Linked DNA regions of Mus musculus: all the other regions are linked to region 1. A link is a loop called in an ENCODE intact Hi-C map of the cell type or tissue named here. Cell type or tissue: heart. All regions are shown on one strand. Each heading gives the region's core, and the rest is flanking DNA. Links, peaks and the distances in the headings are about the cores only. Region 1 overlaps Psg22 (pregnancy-specific glycoprotein 22). Region 2 has its middle 17 kb from the start of Psg19. Region 3 overlaps Psg19 (pregnancy specific glycoprotein 19).

Region 1 (8,253 bases), core at 1,392-6,391:
TGGAATGCTTTAAATGGGGATCAATGGGCCATCCTAATAGGAATGTGGGAAACTGCTGTTGGGAGTAATGTGAACTGTACTGGCACGGCCCAAGGAGTTTCAGAGGAGAAGAATTTCAGTATGTGCTGTAAAGACAGTTTGCGGGTATTTTGGTGAAGAATGTGGCTACTTTTTGCCCATGACTAAAGAGTCTGCCTGAAGCTAAGGTGAAGAGACTCAGATTAATTGATAAAGGAAGAATCACAAATGCCCATCATATATTTTGTTCTCTGGTTTAGTCTCATGAAGACCATTTTAAACAAGACTAGCTAGCTATGGAAGGAAAAATATAAAAATACATGCTTTTGCAGTATTAAAAAGGCACCAGGAAGTAAAATGGAATTGAATTCTATGTTCAAGGAGATAACAGTTTAAGGGATTTGAGGACAAGATCTTACTCAGCTAAATTTAGATCCAGGCATGGTGGTAAACACCTTAAATCCAAGAACACAAAGTCAAGTAGATCTTTGAGTTCAAGGCCAGTCATGGACAAAGCATATACAAGGTGAGGAAAAGCTTGAATCCTGGCATGGTGGTGCACACCTTTAATCCCAGTATTACAGTAGGAGAGATCCATGCAGATCTCTGAGTTCAAGGTCAATCTTCAGAGCAAGTTCCACGAAAGCCTAGCTAAGGCAGAGAGCTAGTCAGAAGAGAGAAAGCTGCTAACAGAACAAAGGGGGCCATGTTCCAGCCCTGGCAAGCAGCTAACACAGCGGGTTCAGTCATGAGGCTCTGGCTTTAGTGTGTAAAATAGAAGGAAACAATTAATGCAGTTTAGCAGGAATTAAGAACTTAGCAGTGATTAAGAAGAGACCAGCATCACTGAGGTGATATCTTCAGGGAAGTGTTTTCTGAGAGCACAAAGAAGTGGTGTTCCAGATATAGCAGAGGTTGTACCTGTGATGCAACTGTAATTGGTAATAGGTAAGAGTCACCCAGGTGGTACTGGTTTTGAAGGCATGAAGGGGTCATGAAGAACAGCTGAGGCTTGTCACTGTGAGAGGTCATGGATGCCCATAGGAAATGGTGCAGCCTCAGTTGCAGTTGTTGGCCCAGGACTGATGGGGTCGTGCAAATGACTTGAGGCATCACACCATGTAGAGAGTCTATGAGAGGCTATTGATGAAGCCTAACTGCAGTGCAAGTCCCCAGTGAACTGGAGATGCCATTGCCATGAGAAGAACATCAAGAACAGCATCAGCAGTAGAGTGGAAAACCTGAGCTTAGAGTGCTACAGAGGGCAGACCTGGAAACATGGTAGCCTTTTGGAGGAGTCCAGAAGATCATAAGTGGATCCCAGACATTGAAACAAGAAGCTATAACACTGAAGCTGCCTTGGAGACCCCAAGATGTTCAAGATACCACAGTCATGGGAAATCTGCTGAGGAAAGCTTCTAACAGGGAGTTGAACCAGCCCAGGGGAAAGAAGTTAGTTGCAGTCAAAAAGGAAGAAAAACAAGTGCTGATCCGAAAATGTCTTTGACATCAGACATGGAGATGCACAGTTTAGAGTCTACTCAGCTTGTTTGCTGTCTTGATTTGGAGATTACAGTTAATTGATTGGATGAATCTCAGAAAAAAACTTGGAAGTTTGGACTTTTAACGTTTGTTGAGACTGCTATAGACTAGGGACTTTGGAAGTTGGACTAAAGTTACTTTTAATTATGCCGTGTTTGGGTATCACCAGCATAGACTCATGTGTTTAGACAACCCTATGGGGACCAGGGAGTGGAAAGTAATGGTTTGTATACACTTGGGCCAGGGTGTGGCACTATTGGAGGTGTAGCCTTGTTGGAGTAGGTGTATCAATGTGGGTGTGGACTTTAATGCCATAGCCCTAGCTGCCTGGGAGTGAGTGTTCTGCTAGCAGCCTTCAGGTAAAGATGTAGCACTCTCAGCTCTGCTGCATCATGCCTGCCTGGATACTGCCATGCTCCTGCCTGAATGATAATGGACTGAATCTCTGTACTGTAAGCCAGCCACACTTGAATGCTGTTCTTTCTAAGTCTTGCAATGGTCATGGTGTCTGTTCAGAGAAGTAAAACACTAAGGCAACTGTCAATCTCAGTCCCCCACCCCCACCCCTTTATTTCATCAAAGGCTTTAAAGTCAGTCCATTAAGAACAAATGGAACATTTTCCCCGTAGGCTGCATTGTGTATCAATAGTGAGCAGAGCAGTGTGTGAAGGGTACAAGCAGCTTGAAAGAATACACACAATGTGGTACCAAATGCCCCATGGAATACATTGCAACTTTAAAGACAAAGACATCATTACATTGAAGGCAAATGGATGGAATTTGAGAATACCATCCTAAGTAAGGTAACACAGTCCCAAAATGGCATGCATGGTATATACTCACTTATAAGTGGATATTAGTAAAAAAATACAAGATACACAAACTACACTAAAAGCTAAACAAGTTGGGAGGCCAAGGAAGCATGTTTAATCTCATATAAAAGCGGGGGAAATAGTTGTAGTAAGCAGATAGAGGGAGGGAACTGGGTAGGAGAGGGGATGTGGGAGAAAATGGAGGGGTTCAGGATCAGGTGTGGGGAGGGATGGGAGAAATGGCCAACTGGCCATGCGAATGAATGGAAATATGTACTGGCAGAGGTGGGTAGGTGTGGGCATCTCAATACAGAAATGCCCCACCCTCCTATAGCATGAGAGGAGGGGTCACTCATTCATCACAGTCAGCCTGACTGGGAGACTGGTCTTTGAGCTGACTGGGTTGAAGGCCTCACATTGATACTCTCCAGCATCCTCCTTCCTCACAGTATGTATCCTGAGTTGGCACTTTGATGGGGACAGGGTCATCCTCTCTGTGAGCTGCAGATTCTGATTGTTGAAGAGCCAACGGATGGAGACCCCAGTGTTGTCTGAGAAGCAAGTGAAGACCACTGAGCCCTGTATTCGAACTGTGCTGTCCGTGACTCTCATGACAGGCTGTGTCACAAGCTCTGCAAAGAAACAGAGGGGGAACCAAATGTCATTCATCTTTCAGAAAGCTCAACCTGCCCCTCTGTAACTCACACTTAATAAAGCTTCCAGGGAGGAGAAATTGGAGCAGTGATTACAGTCATATCTTGTGCTTTTCATCTGCAACCAATTGACTGTGTGACCCTGATTGAGCCACTGGGGTTGATGTGCCTCAGTTTCCCTGTACTAGGACAACTGTGCATGATCATTGCACTGCCTATGACGTAAGATTAGGTATGAGCAATGTTCTGACCTGGGGATAGGGAGTTGCTCACAGCAGCAGCATCTGTTCCACTTACCCTAGGCTGGATTCCTGAGGGTAAGGAGGTGCCTGGAGAACTGACACCTCTGTCCCAACCCTTGGGGACATTATTATCATCTGAGTATCCTAAGTCCATCAGAAATTAGGATGGCTTCTGTCCTGGCACCTGTCCATTGAGACTCAGGAGAAGGAGGTGCACAGGTGACCCACATGACTGCAGCTGTCATGGAAGTAAACAGCTGATCCTACACCCTGTGGGACATGGACACTCAGCCAAGCCTTGTTTCCTGTCAGCTCTGACAGGAAGTCCAATGCTAGCCCTGAGGAGAAGGTCTCTGGGGACAACTAGAGTTGAGTCTGGATCCCTGGCTTCCTGATGCTCCTCTTACTGATTCAGTAGTGAGCTGGACCATGGAGGGAGGGGGAACACAGACTGAAAAGGAAGATAGAAGGTAAAGAGACAGGGTGAAAAGACAGGGTCATGTGACCAGAGAAGCTTAGATCCATCACTCAGTGGAGGTGGTTGAGAGGCTTTGCACAAGTCAGAGGTAGTGACCAAAATACCTCCATGCCCTCAGAGGACCTAACTGTGTGTCCATTCCTCTGTGAGGAACTCTGTCCTCGGGTCTCCACCCTCACTGTCCTCACAAGCCTGTTCTCCCTCAGAAGATGTGGGTGGCAGGTAAATTTCTCTCACTCTTCCTCTACAGAACCCAGGTTTTCACAGCGCAATCTCCATTCTGGTCCAGTGACCACCTGACATCACTTCGAGATTGCCTTCCTGGTCTGTCTTCCAGCCCATTACACCTAGGGCCTTGTTAGAAAAAAATGTAATTAGATATTTCGAGAAGGTCCAATGCCTACACAGGCTCAGATGCCTGTGAGTAGATAGGCAGATAACCAAATATTTGGCATGTCCTGGTGGTAATAATATTCTCATATTTGGAGCTACTGACACTGGTTAAAGCTCCAGCCTGCATTGCCACAAGGAGGTGTCTGGAGTAGACATGAGTATGGCTATGTGTGCTGGTGCAGATGTATACCATCCTGAGTGTATGTTTACAGACAGGAAACAGCACCTAGATGCAGGTCAGAGGTCAACTTGAGAGACCCTTTCTCATCCTTCCATCTTAGAAGATTCCAGCAAGTCTCTGAGCTCCCCTCCTCCCACACAGTCAGGCACTGTCCTCCTCACCAATGAGCAGGACACACTACCAGGGGCGGCAAGCATTGCAGAGAAGTACACAGTGGGTCATCATGGCTACAACAGCCTACTCTGCCCTCATGATGTGCACTGGATGGTGATGACACATGCCATGACAGACTTGTATTATGTCAGCTGTAACAAGAATCAAAGCCAACCAATGATGAAAACATTCCCAGTGTCACCTGGAGACTAACCATCACAGAGATTTGCAGCCAGGGCTTCCTGGTGATCTCTGTGGGGACTCCATGGCTTCCTCAGCTAGGGCTTATCTGATGCTGGAGTCTAAATCAGGGCTATGGGCATGGTGAGAGGCCCAAGGGTCATGGCTGAATCTGACTTTCTTGGACTGAGTTTGCGCAGCACAGGATGGGTAACTCTGCATGAAAGGACAGGTGGCAGGTTCTGATCTAATGCTGTTGGTTCACCCCATGTGTGCCCTGCAGTAAGCGCCCAAATGCCATTGTGAAGGCACAATGCAGTGAGGGAGAGAGCAGGCACAGCCCACTCCTCAGAGTGTAATTATAAAGTAGGGTAAGCCACACCCAGCAGCTGGAATCCATAGAGAGTCACTTACTGTTCACATTGACTTGCACATGGGCTGTTTCAACTTTCACATTGCTGTCGATTGTTACTAGTGTGTAGAAGCCAGAGTCTTTCTCAGTGACATCCTGGAGCAGCAGGGATCCATTGATGAACAATATCTCTCTTCCACTGTGTGCATAGCCATTGATGAGAGACTCTGTCACTATGCTATACTCTGTAATTTTAAAGCTCTGAGTGCTATAGACGCCTTTGTACCACAAAAAGGTTTGCACATCTTCTGGCAGATTATGGACCTGGAGAAGAACCCTTTCCCCTTCAGCAGCATGCGGTGGCACTGGATTGATCCTCAGTTGGACAGAGTTGAAATCGTCACAGCACGAGGAAAGGGAGGCTGGAAGGGAAAGGAGAAAAACCATCACATGGGATCATTGTGCTCCATGGAAAGATGGTGACCTGCATCCTGAGCAGATGGATTCTTTACTCAGCCTAGACAGGCCTGTGGGTGTGTCTACCCCACCTGGTGGAAGTCGGCAACATGGCCTCCATTTCCTCTCGTTTTCTCTGCATGGAGCTCTCTCCTCGGTGTTTCCATGGCTGCCCCTCACTGCCCTGGGTCAGACACTGCACACACTCATGCACACTGGGCTTTGAGATGATGCCTCCCTCTGACCTTGGTCTCTGCACACCCTGCATATTCACTTCCTGACTTTTTTCATTTCCTTTGTACCTGCACTCAGCTTCTGACCTGACTTTCTACATGCTCTTCCTGCTCTGCCTGCAGCACCCAGGACTAGGGCTGGGTGAGGGCTTACAGCAGGCTGCTCTTCTTAGCAAGCCTAGGAATATGCTGCAACTTGACACAAACCAGAGTCATTTGAAGCAGGGAGCCTCAACTGAAGATACACATACCAAGACTGGACAAGTCTATAGCACATCTTTTAAGTGGTGATTGATGTGGGAGGAACCAGTCCTCTGTGAGCATTTCCAGCACTGTGCTCATGGTCCCATGTGCTATAAGACCAGGATGAGCAAGGTGTGAGGAGACAGGCAAGAGCAAGCAACCCTCCATTATGTCTACCAGTACCCTGGGTTGCTTTGATTTCTTCCATTGTTTTTGTTTGTTTGTTTGTTTTCTGTTGTTTTTTTCTATTAAACTCTACTTTTAGTGATAATAAATACACAGAATTGATATAGACAGCCAAAAACCATTGTTCACTGTCATCTCAGAGCAGGAGAAAATTGGAACCCAGGACATTTTTAGTCAAACCTGGCAGAGACAACCAGGGCCAGAGCTTCCCGGGGCTCACCACTCTGTATGGACTCCACACTTTCCTCAGTTGCATTGCAAGAACCTCAACAGGCAGAGCAGTCTGGCATCTTAGGTCCTCTGAGATACCAGGGGAAAGCAGAAGACAGAGTCTGACCAATGGGCATTTCCCTCCTACATGTGTGTCCTGCATACACGGTGGTCAAACCCCATCATGGGGATAAAAGTGCAGACAGGAGGTAGTCACATGCCAGCAGTGACAGTGATCCTGGTAGAAGCCCCACCCAGCACTGAACAATCACAGAGAATCACTTACTGTCCACCTGAAGGTAAATGTGTGCTAATTCCATTTTCCAATATCTGTTCACAATTTGTAGGGTGTAGAATCCTGTGTCTTCCCAGGTGACATTCTGGAGCAGCAGAGATCCATTGCTGTACACTATCTCTCTACCGCTGTAGGCAGGGCCCATTTCACTTGAATTCTTGACTGTTCTGTGCCGAGCAATCTCAACCTTGTTAAACACAGTCAACCCTTTGTACCAGAGAAGCGATTGAAGATTATCTGGAAGACTGTGGACAAGGAGAAGAACGCTTCCCCCTTCAGCAACGCTGGCTGGCACTGATTCAATAGTGAGGAGTGCAGGTGGAGAAGGGCGCCCACAGATGAAAAGAGAGGCTAGAAGGGAAGAGAGATCCATCGATATTAGGACTTTTATATTTCACTGAGATGTTGCACTGTGTCCTGAGAAGCTGTGTCCAAAGCTCAGCTGAGGTGTGTGGGTGAGGGTCTCCCTACCCTACTTGGTGGTGGTCACCACATTACCACCCTGTGCTCAGTGACCCTCGGTTGTCATTTCTTCTCTATGATGCTCTCTCCTCCTGTGTCTACATGTCCCTGCTTTATTCCCCTCAGATCCCTGCTCACACTCAGTGTAGTTGTATTTTGGGGTCAGGCCTCCCGACCTTCACACTGTGACTTTTTTGTCTATTGTCCTTCAGTGATTACAACTAATACCTGATTCACCTTCTAGCTTTAGTCACTGCTCTGTCTTCCAGTCCACTAGGGCTAGAGAACTGTTAGAACCAATAGTGTGCTCATGATTTTCTTAGAGAAAGTCGGCCTAAAACACATTAGATATCTGTGAGGAGCCAATGAATGATTGAATAAATGATTGATTGAATGAATGAATGATGTCTCAGGACCATGCATGCTCATGGCCACATTCATATGTTTAGGGATAGAGTGTTCAATGCTTCCATTAACTTTGATTTTTTTTTTACACTGTGTGTGTGTGTGTGTGTGTGTGTGTGTGTCTGTGTCTGTGTCTGTGTCTGTGTCTGTGTCTGTGTGTCTCTGTGTGCCTCTGTGTGTCTATGTGTCTTTGTCTGTTTGTGTGTGTGCATGCACGCACTTGTATGCTCCAGAGTTTCTGTATGGATATTTCTCAGTGTGTGTGAGTGAGTGCAGGACACACTCCCTAGGTGGAGTTCAGGAAACAAATTGTATTCACTGGTTCTCAAGTTGGCAGACAATGAAGTAAACACGAATATCCTCTGAGATATGTCACTGATCAATAGGAGCTTAGTTTGTTATTTGGGACTTCACAACTGGGAACATCAGTTTTGAGAACCCTGTGCTCATGCTGATTAACTGTGGGTGAGAACACTCTCCCCCTCCCCTACTTCTTCACCAAGAGTCTCCTGCTGCTGCTGCTGCTGCTGCTGCTGCAGCTGCTGCTGCTGAGCCTCTGTCCCACTGAGCTTCTCTCCTATAAAACCTGAGACTCCTTCAAGTCATTGAGTTCCTGAGGAGACTCCAGAGAACAGCTGGAGAACTATAAGTGTGGGCTCCTCATGCATGGTCAGGAGGCCCTGACAGTGGGTATAACCTTTGCAGAGAGTACACAGGGGGCCTCCCTGGACTATGGCCTGGTGTGTCCTCTGTCTGTTG
Region 2 (8,253 bases), core at 1,964-6,963, 56 kb before region 1:
TTAAAGTCCACACCCACATTGATACACCTATTCCAACAAGGCTACACCTCCAATAGTGCCACACCCTGGCCCAAGAGTATACAAACCATTACTTTCTACTCCCTGGCCCCCATTGGCTTGTCTAAACATTTGAGTCTATGCTGGTGATACCCAAACACAGCATAATTAAAATTACTTTTAGTCCAACTTCCAAAGTCCCCATAGTCTATAGCAGTCCTTTTTCTTCCAATTTTTTATTAAGTATTTTCTTCCTTTACATTAAATGCTATCCAGAAAGTCCCCTATACCTTCCCCCACTGGCTCCCCTACCCACCCACTCTCACTTCTTGGCCCTGGTGTTCCCCTGTACTGGGGCATATAAAGTTTGCAAGGCCAAGGGGCCTCTCTTCCCAATGATGGCCTAGTTCTGCTACATATGCAGCTAGAGACACAAGCCCTCAGGGTTCTGGTTAGTTCATTCTGTTGTTCCACCTATAGGCTTGCAGACCCCTTTAGCTCCTTGGGTGCTTTCTCTAGCTCCTCCATTGGGGGCCCTTGTTTCCATCCAATAGCTGACTGTGAGCATCCACTTCTGTGCTTGCCAGGCACTGGCATAGTCTCACAAGAGACAGCTATATCAGGGTCCTTTCAGCAAAATCTTGCTGGCGTATGCAATGGTGTCTGAGTTTGGTGGCTGATTATGGGATGGATCCCTCGGTGCAGCAGTCTCTAGATGGTCCTTCCTTCTGTCTCAGCTCCAAACTTTGTCTCTGTAAGTCCTTCCATGGGTGTTTTGTTCCCAATTCTAAGAAGGGGCAAAATGTCCACACAGAAAGAGGAACACTCCTCCATTGTTGGTGGGATTGCAAGCTTGTACAACCACTCTGGAAAACAGTCTGGTGGTTCCACAGAAAATTGGACATAGTACTGCCGGAGAATCCAGCAATACCTCTTCTGGGCATATATCCAGAAGATTTTCCAACTATAATAAGAACACATGCTCCACTATGTTCATAGAAGTCTTATTTATAATAGCCAGAAGCTGGAAAGAACCCAGATGTCCCTCAACAGAGGAATGGATACAGAAAATTTGGTACAATGGAGTACTACTCAGCTATTAAAAACAATGAATTTATGAAATTCCTAGGCAAATGGATGGATCTGGAGGGTATCATGCTGAGTGAGGTAACCCAATCACAAAAGAACTCACATGATATGTACTCACTGATAAGTGGATATTAGCCCAGAAACTTAGAACACCCAAGATACAATTTGCAAAACACATGAAACTCAAGAAGATCGAAGTCTATAGCAGTCTTAACAAACATTAAAAGTCCAAACTTCAAAGTTTTTTTCTGAGATTCATCCAATCAATTAACTGTAATTTCCAAATCAAGACAGCAAACAAGGTGAGCAGACTCTAAACTGTGTCTCTCCATGTCTGATGTCAAAGAGGTTTTCAGATCAGCACTTGTTTTTCTTCCTTTTTGACTGCAACTAACTTCTTTCTCCTGGGCTGGTTCAACTCCCTGTTAGCAGCTTTCCTCAGCAGATTTCCCATGACTGTGGCATCTTGAACATCTTGGGGTCTCCAAGGCAGCTTCAATGTTATAGCTTCTTGTTTCAATGTCTGGGATCCACACATGATCTTCTGGGCTCCTCCAAATGGCTGGCATCATGTTTCCATCTCTGCCCTCTGTAGCACTCTAAGCTCAGGTTTATCTACTCTACTGCTGATGCTTTTCTTGGTGATCTCCCCATGGTACTGGCATCTCCAATTCACTGGGGACTTGCACTGCAGTTATGCTTCATCAATAGCCTCTCATAGACTCTCTATATGATGTGATGCCTCAACTCCTTTACATGACCCCATCAGTCCTGGGCCAACAACTGCAACTGAGGCTGCACCATTACCAATGGGCTTCCATTACCTCTCATAGTGACTAGCTTCAGCTGCTCTTCATGACCCCTTCATGCCTTCAAAACCAGTACCACCTGGGCGACTCTTACCTATTACCAATTACAGATGCATCACAGGTACAACCTCTGGTATCTCTGGAACACCACTTCTTTGTGCTCTCAGAAAACACTTCCCTGAAGATTTAACCTCAGTAATAATGGTCTCTTCTTAATCACTGCTAACTTCTTAGTTCCTGATGTCCTGCATCAATTGCCTCAGTAGTCCCTTCTATTTTACACACTAAAGCCAGAGCCTCATGACCATACCTGCTGTGTTCTGCTGCTTGCTAGGGCTGGAACATGGTCCCCTTTATTCTATTAGCAGCTTTCTCTCTTCTGACTCTCTCTGCCTTAGGTAGGCTTTCGTGGAACTTGCTCTGTAGATTGACCTTGAACTCAGAGATCTGCATGGCTCTCTCCTACTGTAATACTGGGATAAAAGGTGTGTACCACCATGCCAGGATTTAAGCTTTTCTTCACCTCGAACATGCTTTGTCTGTGGGTAGCCATGAACTCGAAGATCTATTTAACTTTGTGTTCTAGGATTAAAGGTGTATACCACCATACCTGGATCTAAACTTAGCTGAGTAGAATCCTGTCCCCAAATCCCTTAAACTGTTATCTCCTAGAACATAGAATTCAATTCCATTTCACTTCCTGGTGCCTCTTTAAAACTGCAAAACATGTATTTTTATATTTTTCCTTTCATAGCTAGCTAGTCTTATTTAAAATGGTCTTTATGAGACTAAACAGAGAACAACTATGATGGGCATTTGTGATTCTTCCTTTATCAATGCATTTAATCTGAGTCTCTTCACCTTAGCTTCAGGGAGACTCTTTTGTCATGGGTAAAAAGTAGCCACATTGTTCACAAAATACCCCCAAATGGTCTTTACAGCACATACTGAAAAATCTTCTCCTCTGAAACTCCTTGGGCCATTCCAGTTCATTTCAAATTACTCCCAACAGCAGTTTCCCACATTACTACTAGGATGGCCCATTAATCCCCATTTAAAGCATTCCACTGCGTTCTAAATCCAAAGTCTCAAAATCTACATGCTTCTAAACAAATACTGGTCAGGGCTATCCCAGCTATACCCCACTTCCATTAATAATTTCTGTCTTGGTTCAGGTTTTACTGCTGTGAACAGATACCATGACCAATGCTATTTTTATGAAAGGGAACATTTTATTGTGGCTGACTTACAGGTCAGAGATTCAGTCTATTATCATCAGGGCAGGAGCATGGCAGAGTCCAGGCAGACATGGTGCAACAGAGCTGAGAGTTCTACATCTTCACCTGAAGGCTGCTAGCAGAACACTCACTCCCAGGCAGCTGGGGCTAGGGTAGTAAAGCCCACATTCAAAGTGACATACCTGCTCCAACTAGGCCACACCTCCAATAGTGCCACTCCCTGACCCAAGCATATACAAACCATCCCAAGAGCCATGGACTCACACAGTTTGTCATAGACACCAATCAATACCGCTTGGGTCTGCACACAGTGTCAGAGACACACTGTGCACCAAATGAATCAGTGCCCTAACAGAGCACCATCCAGATGGATGCAGGATATTTTGAGCTTTCAAATTTGAAATGGTGATGTTGAACCTGAACAACATGTGCATCCCCATATAAACCTTCAGTGGTTTTGTGTCACCTCTGGGTGTTACTCGGGTTTGTTTCATTTTTGCACAGGAATGGTCTACTTCCTGTAGTATTCCCTGTTTAGGTTTATTAGGAGGACTCTGTGTGGGGCCAGGAACCAGCTTCCTGGCCTCCTCGGTGGTGAAGGGAACCTGAAGAATGTGCTAGATGTAGCTGGTCTCATGCTAATATATCTATCAAGTCAAAGTCACTTTGTGAAAGCCACCTGACAAAGTCATCTCGTCAAAGTTACTTTATCAAAGACATCTTGTAACAAGAAACACCATTATCACACATAAAAAGACAAATAAAACCTTCCCTGTCTTTCAAGCAGAAACAAGAAACAACCAGAAAGTGACTCTCATGCAAACACCTCTCTATGCCACGTCAAGCACAAGTCCAGCCTTTTCTCTCTATCAGGCAGAAGTGAGAATCAACCAGACAGTGGTGCACACCCTCAAAAACAGAACCAGATTGGTGGGTGTTTCTCAGCTCCCCTAGTCCACACCCACCCCAGGACGTCTGCTGGCCCTGCCATAGCCACAGCTCCTAGACACATCTATCCCTACCTGCAACCGGCCATGGATACAAAATCAAGGCCTTGTTTCCAGAAGTGTGGAAGCCTCTGCTCCCTGAACCCTCACCCACCCAGAGGAGGCTCAGAATCTCCTGTCCCAGTGGTAGCCACAGCTCCCCGATATGTCTATCCTTAATGCAATTGGCCACAGAAACAGATTCAAGGTCTTGTACCTAGGTGGTGCTCACAGAAGTTGAATGTGGAGTCACTCTAAGAACAGAATCAGCCTGCAGTAACAAGACATAACCACAAGGTGGTGTTCACAAACACATCAATACTCAGTACAGCACAAATGTTTACTCAGACCCGAAAAAATTACCAGAGCAACATAAGTCATTTATCTCTACACAAGCTTTTGTTATGCTCTGTGGATCTCACAGAAAGTTGTTGATATTCAGACAAATGAGCTGCCACATACATCACAAGTTTTTGCACCACTGCACAAGTACTCAACCCTTCAGACCACATAGAAAATTTCTGATACTCAGATAAATTCTCTAGCACAGCTCATACCTAGAATAATCACAGTGGTAACACAAGCCATCAGGTTCCACACAAACAAATCATCTCAGGAGGGCTGGAAGAGTTCCACATTTACCTCCACACAGGTTTGCTCCATTCCACTCTGCAGATCTTACAGAAAAAGCTCAGACAGATGCAGTGCTCAGACAGGGAAAAAGCAGGGAGTTTAACACAGTTTTACAAACATAAAAATCCAAATACCTAGACTAGTTTTGCCAGCTTTAGGACCATCCACATCAGTAGTCCTTTGTGTCATGGGGGAACTTCCCAGGCAACATACCAAAATGTTATGCCAGGGAAATGTTATCCCAAACACACACAGTAACCAATCTGATGCAACTTACAGCAGGGTTTTTATTTTATTTGAGCTATCTCAGGCCCTCTCAACATACCACTGTCATGCAGGATGGTTCGGTGGTGGGGGAGCCCTGAATATCTATCAGGGAAAGGCTTTATAGTAAGCAGCAAGCAGGGAATACATGTGCAAACATCCAATTGGAAAGATGTTGTGGCCTTTAACATAATTGGCTGGTAGTGAGAGTCATATCAGAAAATTAACTTCTGTTCCCCTCTGCATTGAGGGGTTGCTAGGCAAGAGGTGGGCTTGTAACTTGGGATGCATATTTGTTGGGAGAATAACCTGAAGACACTGGCGTGGTTGGAGATTAGGCTACAGACTGGAGGTAGGCTCAAGTTTTGTTTGGGTGGGGCAACTTGGAGACCAATGCTATATACCAGCCTATTAGTTTACCTGAGTTCAAACTTAGTTCAGGTTCTCTAAAATGGAGTCTGAACTTAAAAGCTTTGGCATCTCAACAGCATCTTAATATACCAATTAGAAGTAACTGAGTGCAGGTTCCTAGAAGCTCTTTGCAAACCCTCTTGTGTAAACAATTATGGGGGACCCAGGTAGCATTAGAATACAGGCAGCTATATCCTATGAGAAATTTGTACCCCTTTGGAGTTTTAGATTTATCAGAGGTCACAGTCAATGTAGACCATCTGGAATATCAGAATGTTTTACCCTACTCAGGGCAGGATGTGTGTGTGTGTGTGTGTGTGTGTGTGTGTGTGTGTGTGAGAGAGAGAGAGAGAGAGAGAGAGAGAGAGAGAGAGAGAGAAAGAGACTGAGTGCATGTATTTGCATACATGTCTCTCTGTGTTTATATATGCTGTGCATGTGTGCATATGTGTGTGTGTGTGTAGCTCTGCCATAGTATCAGAGTTTTCCCAGATTGTGAGGCTCTCACCATAAACACATCCAGAGAAAGATCTTTGAGCTTGAGAGTCTGGCTGAAGAAACAATGGAATCTTACTAGAAGGGGGATAACCAGGAAGTCCTGGCTCTTTATGAGTCTCCTAGAGAACTGACTCTATGTGACCTGGGGTTATGTACATTCTTAGAATCTTAGCTGTCAGAGCTAACAGAGAAGAATGATGCATTAACAGTCTGAATGTCTAAAGAGCTCAGGGAACCAGACAGTGCACTGGTATGAGAGCCACTGGTAGGCTATGTCACTGGACAACTTCTTCTGAGTCTGAGCATGGAGATCACAGCTGTACAAATGCTTAGGCCATCAGCCAACTGTTCTGAATGCATATGAGACTTTACAGGAATGTCAGTGTCCCCATGAGATGGACAGAGGATATTGGTGACTTGATGATTCATGTCCTGAGGGAGGAAGTCCAATGACTCCTCTCCTTCAGGCAATGGTAACAGACACTGCTGATGTGGACAGCTGTCCCTCCTCAGTGTCAGGCCTTTGTTCATATTTAAGGGTATCTTGTAGACACTGCAACATTCCCCAAGTGTGCTGTTGCTGGGAAACTGAGAGACAGGGAGCACAGTGTCCCCATGAGCCTCACACAGTCCACAGCTGACAGATGTGAAGCACAAGTTCTCTGTCTCCAGCTGAGTATCCAGTGTCCCCATCCTGGAGGCCTTCTCAGCTGTCTGTGAACCAGGGAGGATCTGATGTTAATCTTGATTATCAGCTGCTTAAGGGGACATCTTGACCATGAATTGAAAGCCAATGGACAGTCAGAGTTAGATCTGACTGTAGAACTAAACCATATGTCTCTGAACAATTCCTGAAGCATCCTAGGATAACTGAGCCCATATACTAGACAGGAAATAATGTGGCCTCTGCTGTTCAACAGTCACTGGAATACAATGGACAGGATGTTGCTTCATGCTCCAGTTAGATCCTGCATCTACCACAGGGCTCCCTTGGCTACTGGGTCATTGATTTCAAACTACTTTACCATCTACCTTTTCTCTTACCTAATTGTGCTCTTTAGAGAAACCATCCTTGTAAGAATTGGCTTTAGGGCTTCCGGTCTGCGCCAGCATCGGGGAACCTTGGGCACAGAGTCAGCAGACACCCCCAAGGTTCCCACAGGACTTTCCACAAGACCTTAGGGCCTCTGGTGAGTGGAACACACTGCTGCTCCAATCCAATCATGCAAGACATGAGAGTGCATTAATTATGGAAGCAGAAAACCCGGCCTGAGCAGGGTCGAAAGTCCCTTCTGGTCGGAACCAACAGGAGGGCACCTTGCGCGTGGAGTCTGCGGACACCCCCAAGGTCCCCAAATGATTCTCCATGGGATCTTAGGACCTCTGATGAGTGGAACACAACTTCTGCCAGGAGGCAGGTTCAAACACCAGATATCTGGGCACCTTCCCTGCAAGAGGAGAGCTTGCCTGCAGAGAGCACTCTGAACACTGAAACTCAGGAGAGATCTAGTCTCCCAGGTCTGCTGATAGAGGCTAACAGAATCACCTGAGGAACAAGCTCTAACCAGAGTCAACTATAACAACTAACTCCAGAGATTACCAGATGGCAAAAGGCAAACGTAAGAATCTTACTAACAGAAACCAAGACCACTCACCATCATCAGAATGAGCACTCCTACCTCAGCCAGTTCTGGGCACCCCAACACACCCGAAAAGATAGACCCGGATCTAAAAGCATATCTCATGATGATGGTAGAGGACATCAAGAAGGACTTTAATAACTCACTTAAAGAAACACTGGAGTACACTGCTAAACAGGTAGAAGACCTTAAAGAGGAAGCACAAATATCCCTTAAAGAATTGCAGGAAAACACGACCAAACAGGTGATGGAATTGAATAAAATCATCCAAGACCTAAAAAGGCAAGTAGACACAATAAAGAAAACCCAAAGTGAGGCAACGCTGGAGATAAAAACCCTAGGAAAGAAATCTGGAACCATAGATGCCAGCATCAGCAACAGAATACAAGAGATGGAAGAGAGAATCTCAGGTGCAGAAGATTCCATAGAGAACTTCGGTACAACAATCAAAGAAAATACAAAATGCAAAAAGATCCTAACTCAAAACATCCAGGAAATCCAGGACACAATGAGAAGACCAAGCCTAAGGATAATAGGAGTAGATGAGAATGAAGATTTTCAACTTAAAGGGCCAGCAAATATCTTCAACAAAATTACAGAAGAAAACTTGCCATGTATCAAAAGATGTCGTAGTTGGCCATCACTGGAAAGAGAGGCCCATTGGACTTGAAAACTTTATATGCCCCAG
Region 3 (8,253 bases), core at 2,337-7,336, 65 kb before region 1:
CAGCTGTTCTCTGGAGTCTCCTCAGGAACTCAATGACCTGAGAGGAGTCTCAGGGTTTGTAGGAGAGAAGTCACAGTGGAACAGAAGTTCAGTGGCAGCAGCAGGAGGAGCAGCAGCAGGAGGAGGAGGAGTCTCTTGGTGAAGAAGTAGGGGAGGGGAAAGTGTTCTCACCCACAGTTAATGAGCATGAGCACAGGGTTCTCAAAACTGAAGTTCCCAGCTGTGAAGTCCCAAATAAGAAACCAAGCTCGTGTTGATCAGTGACATAGCTCAGAGGATATGGGAGTTTGTTTCATGTCTGACAACCTGATAACCAATGAACATAACTTGTTCCCTGACTTCCACTGAGAGATGTTGTCCTGCACCCCCGCCCTTCTACTAAGACATGCCCTTGACAGGCAGACAGACAGACAGACAGACACAGACACACAGACATACACAGACAAACACAGACCCCCCCCCCACAGAGCGTAAAAAATAAAAATCAAAGTTAATGTAAGCATTGCACAGTTTCCCTAAACATATGAATGTGGCCATGAGCATGCATGGTCCTGAGACATCATTCATTCATTCATTCATTCATTCATTCAATCATTCATTGGTTCCCCACAGATATCTAATGTGTTTTAGGCCAACTTTCTCTAAGAAAATCATGAGCACACTATTGGTTCTAACAGTTCTCTAGCCCTAGTGGACTGGAAGACAGAGCAGTGACTAAAGCTAGAAGGTGAATCAGGTATTAGTTGTAATCACTGAAGGACAATAGACAAAAGAGCCAGAGTGTGAAGGTCGGGAGGCCTCACCCCAACATACAACTACACTGAGTGTGAGCAGGGATCTGAGGGGAATGAAGCAGGGCCATGTAGACACAGGAGGAGAGAGCATCATAGAGAAGAAATGACAACCGAGGGTCATGGAGCAGAGGGTGGTAATGTGGTGACCACCACCAAGTAGGGTAGGGAGACCCTCACCCACACACCTCAGCTGAGCTACGGACACAGCTGCTCGGGACACAGGGCGCCATCTTAGTCAAATATAAAAGTCCTAATATCGATGGATCTCTCTTCCCTTCTAGCCTCTCTTTTCATCTGTGGGCGCCCTTCTCCACCTGCACTCCTCACTATTGAATCAGTGCCAGCCAGCGTTGCTGAAGGGGGAAGCGTTCTTCTCCGTGTTCACAATCTTCCAGAGCATCTTCAATCGCTTTTTTGGTACAAAGGGTTGACTATGTTTAACAAGGTTGAGATTGCCCGGCACAGAACCGCCAAGAATTCAATTGAAATGGGCCCTGCCCACAGCGGTAGAGAGATAGTGTACAGCAATGGATCCCTGCTGCTCCAGAATGTCACCTGGAAGGACATCGGATTCTACACCCTACGAACTCTGAATAGATATTCGAGAATAGAATTAGCACACATTTACCTTCAGGTGGACAGTAAGTGATTCTTGTGATTTTTCAGTGCATTGGGGCTTCTACCCTGAGCACCGTCACTGCTGGCATTACATGGTACCTCCTGTCTGCACTTTTATCCCCATGATGGGGTTTGACCACCGTGTATGCAGGACACACATGTAGGAGGGAAATGCCCATGGGTTAGACTCTGTCTTTTGACTCCCTGTGGTATGTCGGAGGACCTAAGAGCCAGACTGCTCTGTCTGTTGAGGCTCTTGCAATGCACATGAGGAAAGTGTAGAGTCCTCACAGAGTGGTGAGCCCTGGGAAGCTCTGGCGCTGGTTGTCTGTCCCAGGCTTGACTAAAAATGTCCTGGGTTCCAATTTATCAGGACTCGGCACTTACTCCTGCTCTGAGCAGACAGTGAACAAATTTTTTTGGCTGTCTATATCAATTCTGTGTATTTATTATCACTAAAAGGTAGAGTTTCATAGAAAAAAAACCAATAAAACAAAACAAAACAAAACAACAACAACAACAAAAAAAAAAACAATGGAAGAAATCACAGCAACCCAGGGTATTTGTAGACAGAATAGAGGGTTGTTTGCTCCTGCCTATCTTCTCACACCTTGCTCATCCTGGTCTTATAGCACATGGGTCTATGGGCTCAGGGGTGGAAATGCTCACAGTGGACTAGTCCTTCCCACATCAATTACCACTTGTGTGCTATAGATGTGCTATAGACATGCCCAGTGGCCATTCTGGTATTTGTATTTTCAGTTGATGCTCCTGTTTCAAATGACTCTGGCTTGTGTCAAGTTGACATAAAGCCTGGCAGCATAATCTAGGGCCTGCTGAGAAGAGCAGCCTGCTCCAAGCCCTCACTCAGCCCTAGTCCTGGGGTCAGCAGGTAGAGCAGGAAGAACATGTAGAAAGTGAGGTCAGAAGCTGAGTGCAGGTACAAAGGAAATGAGAAAAGTCAGGAAGTGAATATGCAGGGTGTGCAGAGACCAAGGTCAGAGGGAGGCATCATCTCAAAGCCCAGTGTGCATGAGTGTGTGCAGTGTCTGACTGAGGGCAGTGAGGGGCAGCCATGGAGACACTGAGGAGAGAGCTCCATGCAGAGGAAATGAGAGGAAATGGAGGCCATGTTGCTGACTTCCACCAGGTCGGGTAGACACACCCACAGGCCTGTCTAGGCTGAGTGAAGAATCCATTTGCTCAGGATTCAGGTCACCATCTTTCAATGGAGCACAATGATCCCATGTGATAGTTTTTCTCCTTTCCCTTCCAGCCTCCCTTTCCTCGTGCTGTGACGCTTTCAACTCTGTCCAACTGAGGATCGATCCAGTGCCACCACATGCTGTCGAAGGGGAAAGTGTTCTTCTCCAGGTCCATAATCTGCCAGAAGATGTGCAAACCTTTTTGTGGTACAAAGGCGTCTATAGCACTCAGGACTTTAAAATTGCAGAATACAGCATAGTGACAGAGTCTATCATCAGTGGCCGTGCACACAGTGGAAGAGAGATAGGGTACACCAATGGATCCCTGCTCCTCCAGGATGTCACTGAGAAAGACTCTGGCTTCTACACACTAGTAACAATCGACAGCAATGCGAAAGTTGAAACAGCGCATGTGCAAGTCAATGTGAACAGTAAGTGACTCTCTATGGATTCCAGCTGCTGGGTGTGGCTTACCCTACTTTATAATTACACTCTGAGGAGTGGGCTGTGCCTGCTCTCTCCCTCACTGCATTGTGACTTCACAATGGCATTTGGGCGCTTACTGCAGGGCACACATGGGTGAACCAACAGCATTAGATCAGAACCTGCCACCTGTCCTTTCATGTAGTTACCCATCCTGTGCTGCGCAAACTCAGTCTAAGAATGTCAGATTCAGCCATGACCCTTGGGCCTCTCACCATGCAGATAGCCCTGGTGTAGACTCCAGGGTCAGATAAGCCCTAGCTGAGGAAACCATGGAGTCCCCACAGAGAGCACCAGGAAGCTCTGGCTGCAAATCTCTGTGATGGTTAGTCTCCAGGTAACACTGGGAATGTTTTCGTCATTGGTTGGCGTTGGATTCCTGTTACAGCTGACATGGTACAAGTCTGTCATGGCAGGTGTCATCACCATCCAGTGCACATCATGAGGGAAGAGTAGGCTGTTGCAGCCATGATGACCCACTGTGTACTTCTCTGCAATGCTTGCCGCCCCTGGTAGTGTGTCCTGCTCATTGGTGAGGAGGACAGTGCCTGACTGTGTGGGAGGAGGGGAGCTCAGAGACTTGCTGGAATCTTCTAAGATGGAAGGATGAGAAAGGGTCTCTCAAGTTGACCTCTGACCTGCATCTAGGTGCTGTTTCCTGTCTGTAAGCACACACTCAGGATGGTGTACACCTGCACCAGCACACATAGCCATACTCATGTCTACTTTAGACACCTCCATGTGACAGTGTGGGCTGGAGCTTTAACCAGTGTCAGTAGCTCCAAATATGAGAATATTATTACCACTGGGACATGCCAAATATTTGGATATCTGGCTATCTACACACAGGCATCTGAGCCTGTGTAGGCACTGGACCTTCTCGAAATATCAAATTACATTTTTTTCTAACAAGGCCTTAGGAGTTATGGGCTGGAAGACAGACCAGGAAGGCAATCTCAAAGTGATGTCAGGTGGTCACTGGACCAGAATGGAGATTGCGCTGTGAAAACCTGGGTTCTGTAGAGGAAGAGTGAGAGAAATTTACCTGCAACCCACATCTTCTGAGGGAGAACAGGCTTGTGAGGACAGTGAGGGTGGAGACCCGAGGACAGAGTTCCTCACAGAGGAATGGACACACAGTTAGGTCCTCTGAGGGCACGGAGGTATTTTGGTCACTACCTCTGACTTGTGCAAACCCTCCCACCCACCTCCACTGAGTGATGGATCTAAGCTTCTCTGGTCACATGACCCTGTCTTTTCACCCAAGACAAAGATCTCAATATTGATGGATTTGTCTCTTTACCTTCTATCTTCCTTTTTAGACTGTGTTCCCCCTTCCTCCATGGTCCAGCTCACTACTGAATCAGTAAGAGGAGCATCAGGAAGCCAGGGATCCAGACTCAACTCTAGTTGTCCCCAGAGACCTTCTCCTCAGGGCTAGCATTGGACTTCCTGTTAGAGCTGACAGGAAACAAGGCTTGGCTGAGTGTCCATGTCCCACAGGGTGTAGGATCAGCTGTTTACTTCCATGACAGCTGCAGTCATGTGGGTCACCTTTGTCCCTCCTCCTGAGTCTCAATGGACAGGTGCCAGGACAGAAGCCAACTGTTCTGATGGATTTAGGATACTCAGATGAAAAAAAATGTCCCCAAGGGTTGGGACAGAGGTGTCAGTTCTCCAGGCACCTCCTTACCCTCAGGAATCCAGCCTAGGGTAAGTGTGGAACAGATGCTGCTGCTGTGAGCAGCTTCCCATCCCCAGGTCAGAACATTGCTCATACCTAATCTTAAGTCATAGGCAGTGCAATGATCATGCACAGTTGTCCTAGTACAGGGAAACTGAGGCACATCAACCCCAGTGGCTCAATCAGGGTCACACAGTCTACGGGTTGCAGATGCAAAGCACAAGATATCACTGTAGTCACAGCTCCAATTTCTCCTCCCTGGAAGCTTTATTAAGTGTGAGTTACAGAGGGGCAGGTTGAGCTTTCTGAAAGATGAATGACATTTGGTCCCCCCTCTGTTTCTTTGCAGAGCTTGTGACACAGCCTGCCATGAGAGTCACAGATAGCACAGTTCGAGTACAGAGCTCAGTGGTCTTCACTTGCTTCTCAGACAACACTGGGGTCTCCATCCGTTGGCTCTTCAACAATCAGCGTCTGCAGCTCACAGAGAGGATGACACTGTCCCCATCAAAATGCCAACTCAGGATACATACTGTGAGGAAGGAGGATGCTGGAGAGTATCAATGTGAGGCCTTCAACCCAGTCAGCTCAAAGACCAGTCTCCCAGTCAGCCTGGCTGTGATGAATGAGTGACCCCTCCTCTCATGCTATATCAGGGTGGGGGCATTTCTGTATTGAGATGTCCACACCTACCCACCCCTGCCAGTTACAGATTTCCATTCATTCATATGGACAGTTGTCGATCTCTCCCATCCCTCCCCACACCTGATTCTGATGCCCTCCATTTTCTCCCACATCCCCTCTCCTACCTAGTTCCCTCCCTCCATCTGCTTCCTACGACTATTTTTCTCCCTTTTATGTGAGATTAAAGCATGCTCCCTTGGCCTTCCATCTTGTTTAGCATCTTTGGATCTGTGTAGTGTAGTGTAGTGTAGTGTAGTGTAGTGTAGTGTAGTGTAGTGTAGTGTAGTGTGTGTATCTTGTATTTTATGGCTTATGTCCACTTATCAGTGAGTATATACCCTGCATGCCATTTTGGGACTGTGTTACCTCACTTAGGATGATATTCTCAAATTCCATCCATTTGCCTTCAAATTAATGATGTCTTTGTCTTTAATAGTTGCAATGTAATTTATGGAGCACTTGGTACCACATTGTGTCTATTCTTTCAAGCTGCTTGTGCCCTTCACACACTGCTCTGCTTACTATTGGTAGACAATGCAGCCCAAGGGGAAAATGTTCCATTTGTTCTTCTTTTTTTTCTTTTTACATCCAAAACATTTCAATAATAAGGAAAAAATCATAAATCTCAATAATGCATTTCTAATGATCAAAATCTCAAGTTAAAAAACTTCGACCTTCAATATCCATTGCAAGTAAAAGTAACAAAACGTATCTGAATACAATAAAAATTCTGATGATATATAGTCATTTTATATTGAGGCCACAAATATAGTAACATAAACCCAAGTTATCTGTGTAATTAATTTTAAAGTCTGAAATCCTTGGTAAAGTTTGGATCTCTTGGAAGTAATAAAGTTAACTCTTGTTTTAGTCTCTGTAACCAACATTGGTTTTCTCAAATTAAGAAAATAACTTTTCTGCTTCCTTTAGTCTTCTTTTCCTATCAGTTTTAGCAATCATTGCCCAAAGGTCCCCTATCATTTTTTTCTCAGACTTCCAAACTTCATAAAAGATGCAGCAGTTGATAGTGATAAAGGAGTCTGTTTGGGGTTTTGACTAAAATATGAGAATCTGGTGAATTATTATTGTAAAGTCTTTTTGATATATCTTCCTCTGAAACCAGTCTCAAGAGATCAGCAGTTTCTGAACTATGTGAATTAACTTCAAATTCAAAGACTGTTTTTCTCTTTTTATTACTTTCTTCAGTAGGTATATACTTGTTTTCTCTTTGATATATACCCTTTTTAGTTGGTGTCTTCACTGTCTATTCCTTTGTAACTGTTGTAAGTAAAATGCTTTTGGCAGATGTCTGCAGATTATCTCTGTTATCTTTGGGTTTGCCACTCTCCATTGATGAGGAAAGCTGAGATATATTTTGTGGAGGAGTTGTTTTAGAATCAAATTTCCAACTAGTGGCTTCAGGCGATTCCAGTAAAGATGCCTGTATTTTCTTATCTTTTTTTTTTTTTTATCTTTGAGAGTTGCTGTGTTTTCTTTTGCCATTTTTAGTTTCTCTTTTTCTGCTTCAAGTTGCTTCTTAAGGGATACAAGTTCATTTCTGATATTAGATAGTTCAGTTTCCAAAGCGATCTTCACTCGTGACTGTTCTTGTTCTGTTTTTATAACGTTCCAATTCTGTGTCTCTTTCTTCAACAATCTAATCATATTGGTGCTTATGTTTCTCCATAAGTGCTACCATTTCAGCTAGTTTATGTTGGCATCAGAAATCAGTTTCTGTAACTTTACCACTTCATCAACTGTTGCTTTGGCTTTCTCAACCTATCCCAAAAGCTCTCCTTCTGATATCTTTTTGTTCTCAAATTCCTTCTGGTAATTGTTCGTCATTTCTTCAAATCTTTGCTTTATACTTTCTAATTCCAACTCTAATTTACTGACCTTTATCTCATATGCATTCAGTTGTTTGTTTTCTGCTGAACTCTTTTTTTTCAAGGTTTTATTCTCCTGGTGAGACTCTTCAATATTCTTGCTTTTATTTTCAACTTGTTTCTTTAAATTATTACACGTATTTTCTAATATCTTCGTCTGCTTTTCTTTCTTTAAAACTTCACATTCAATGCTTTGAGCCTTCATCTCCTTGCTGTATGAACTCTTTTCTTATTGATTCCAGTTCATCCCTTAAATGCCTTTCTTTTTCTTCCATATTTTCTATTTGTTTCAACATCTGTTCTTCTTGCTTTTTGCAGTTAATGATATCTTCTTGATGTTTCTTGAGTTCTAGGGCCATATCACTTGCTTCCTGTATCAATTTTTTGTTCTCAAGCAAAAGCATGTCGCAACTTGCAGTTAATTCAGCATTCTTAAGTTTCTCTTTTTCAAGCTCAGTTTTCATTTCTTCACCCTGTTTTAAATAATGCTGTTCACTTGTTTTAGTGACAGTTACCTGTACTTGCAATCATGGACTTCTTTCTCTCTGGTTTCCAAAAAGGAAAATTAGTTCTTGTTCTTTCCCTTGTAGTTAATTCTTCAGCAAGCTTCTCAACTTGTTTCTTTTCATCTAAAAGTTTTTGGTCTTCTGCCAATATGTTTTTCAAGTCTTCAAGTTCCACTTCTTTGTTATTTTAAAATTTAGTCATCTCTTCTAGTTCACTTGATTTCTTCTGGAGTTCCACAGTAATCAGTGTCAGTTGATCTTCATTTTTTTCCAACCATTGCTGTTCTGTTCTCAGTAATTCCTCCAAAGTGCATGTAGTAGCTTTAGGTTCAGTCACCACAAATGAGTGAATAGTTTTAGCTTTGTTGAGTTCTTCCATTTGAGCTTCTTTTT

The links. Peaks named below come from ENCODE experiments on the same cell type or tissue, not always from the same donor. Only the 100,000 strongest peaks of a DNase experiment are listed, where the experiment ranks them.
Region 2: a loop joins it to region 1, with 4 times the contacts of the local background. A loop is called at or near these places in 8 of 42 quality-filtered maps.
Region 3: a loop joins it to region 1, with 13 times the contacts of the local background. A loop is called at or near these places in 9 of 42 quality-filtered maps.

What each region holds. Positions count from the first base shown.
Region 1 is chr7:18,721,460-18,729,712 of GRCm38, reverse strand. Psg22 (pregnancy-specific glycoprotein 22) reads right to left here. Exons shown (of 5, transcript NM_001004152.3): 3 at 6,619-6,978; 4 at 5,067-5,426; 5 at 2,465-3,004. The coding sequence ends at 2,721. Among named protein-coding and RNA genes, the nearest start is that of Psg22, 7.5 kb to the right of the region's middle. In heart, for the core only: no CTCF peak of the experiment used is centred there; a DNase peak (open chromatin) is centred at 3,582.
Region 2 is chr7:18,777,649-18,785,901 of GRCm38, reverse strand. No RefSeq gene overlaps it. Among named protein-coding and RNA genes, the nearest start is that of Psg19, 17 kb to the left of the region's middle. In heart, for the core only: a CTCF peak has its summit at 4,400 (motif pointing right); a DNase peak (open chromatin) is centred at 6,461.
Region 3 is chr7:18,787,215-18,795,467 of GRCm38, reverse strand. Psg19 (pregnancy specific glycoprotein 19) reads left to right here. Exons shown (of 5, transcript NM_011964.2): 3 at 1,076-1,435; 4 at 2,689-3,048; 5 at 5,134-6,343. The coding sequence ends at 5,417. It also overlaps the pseudogene Sycp1-ps1. Among named protein-coding and RNA genes, the nearest start is that of Psg19, 7.2 kb to the left of the region's middle. In heart, for the core only: no CTCF peak of the experiment used is centred there; a DNase peak (open chromatin) is centred at 4,577.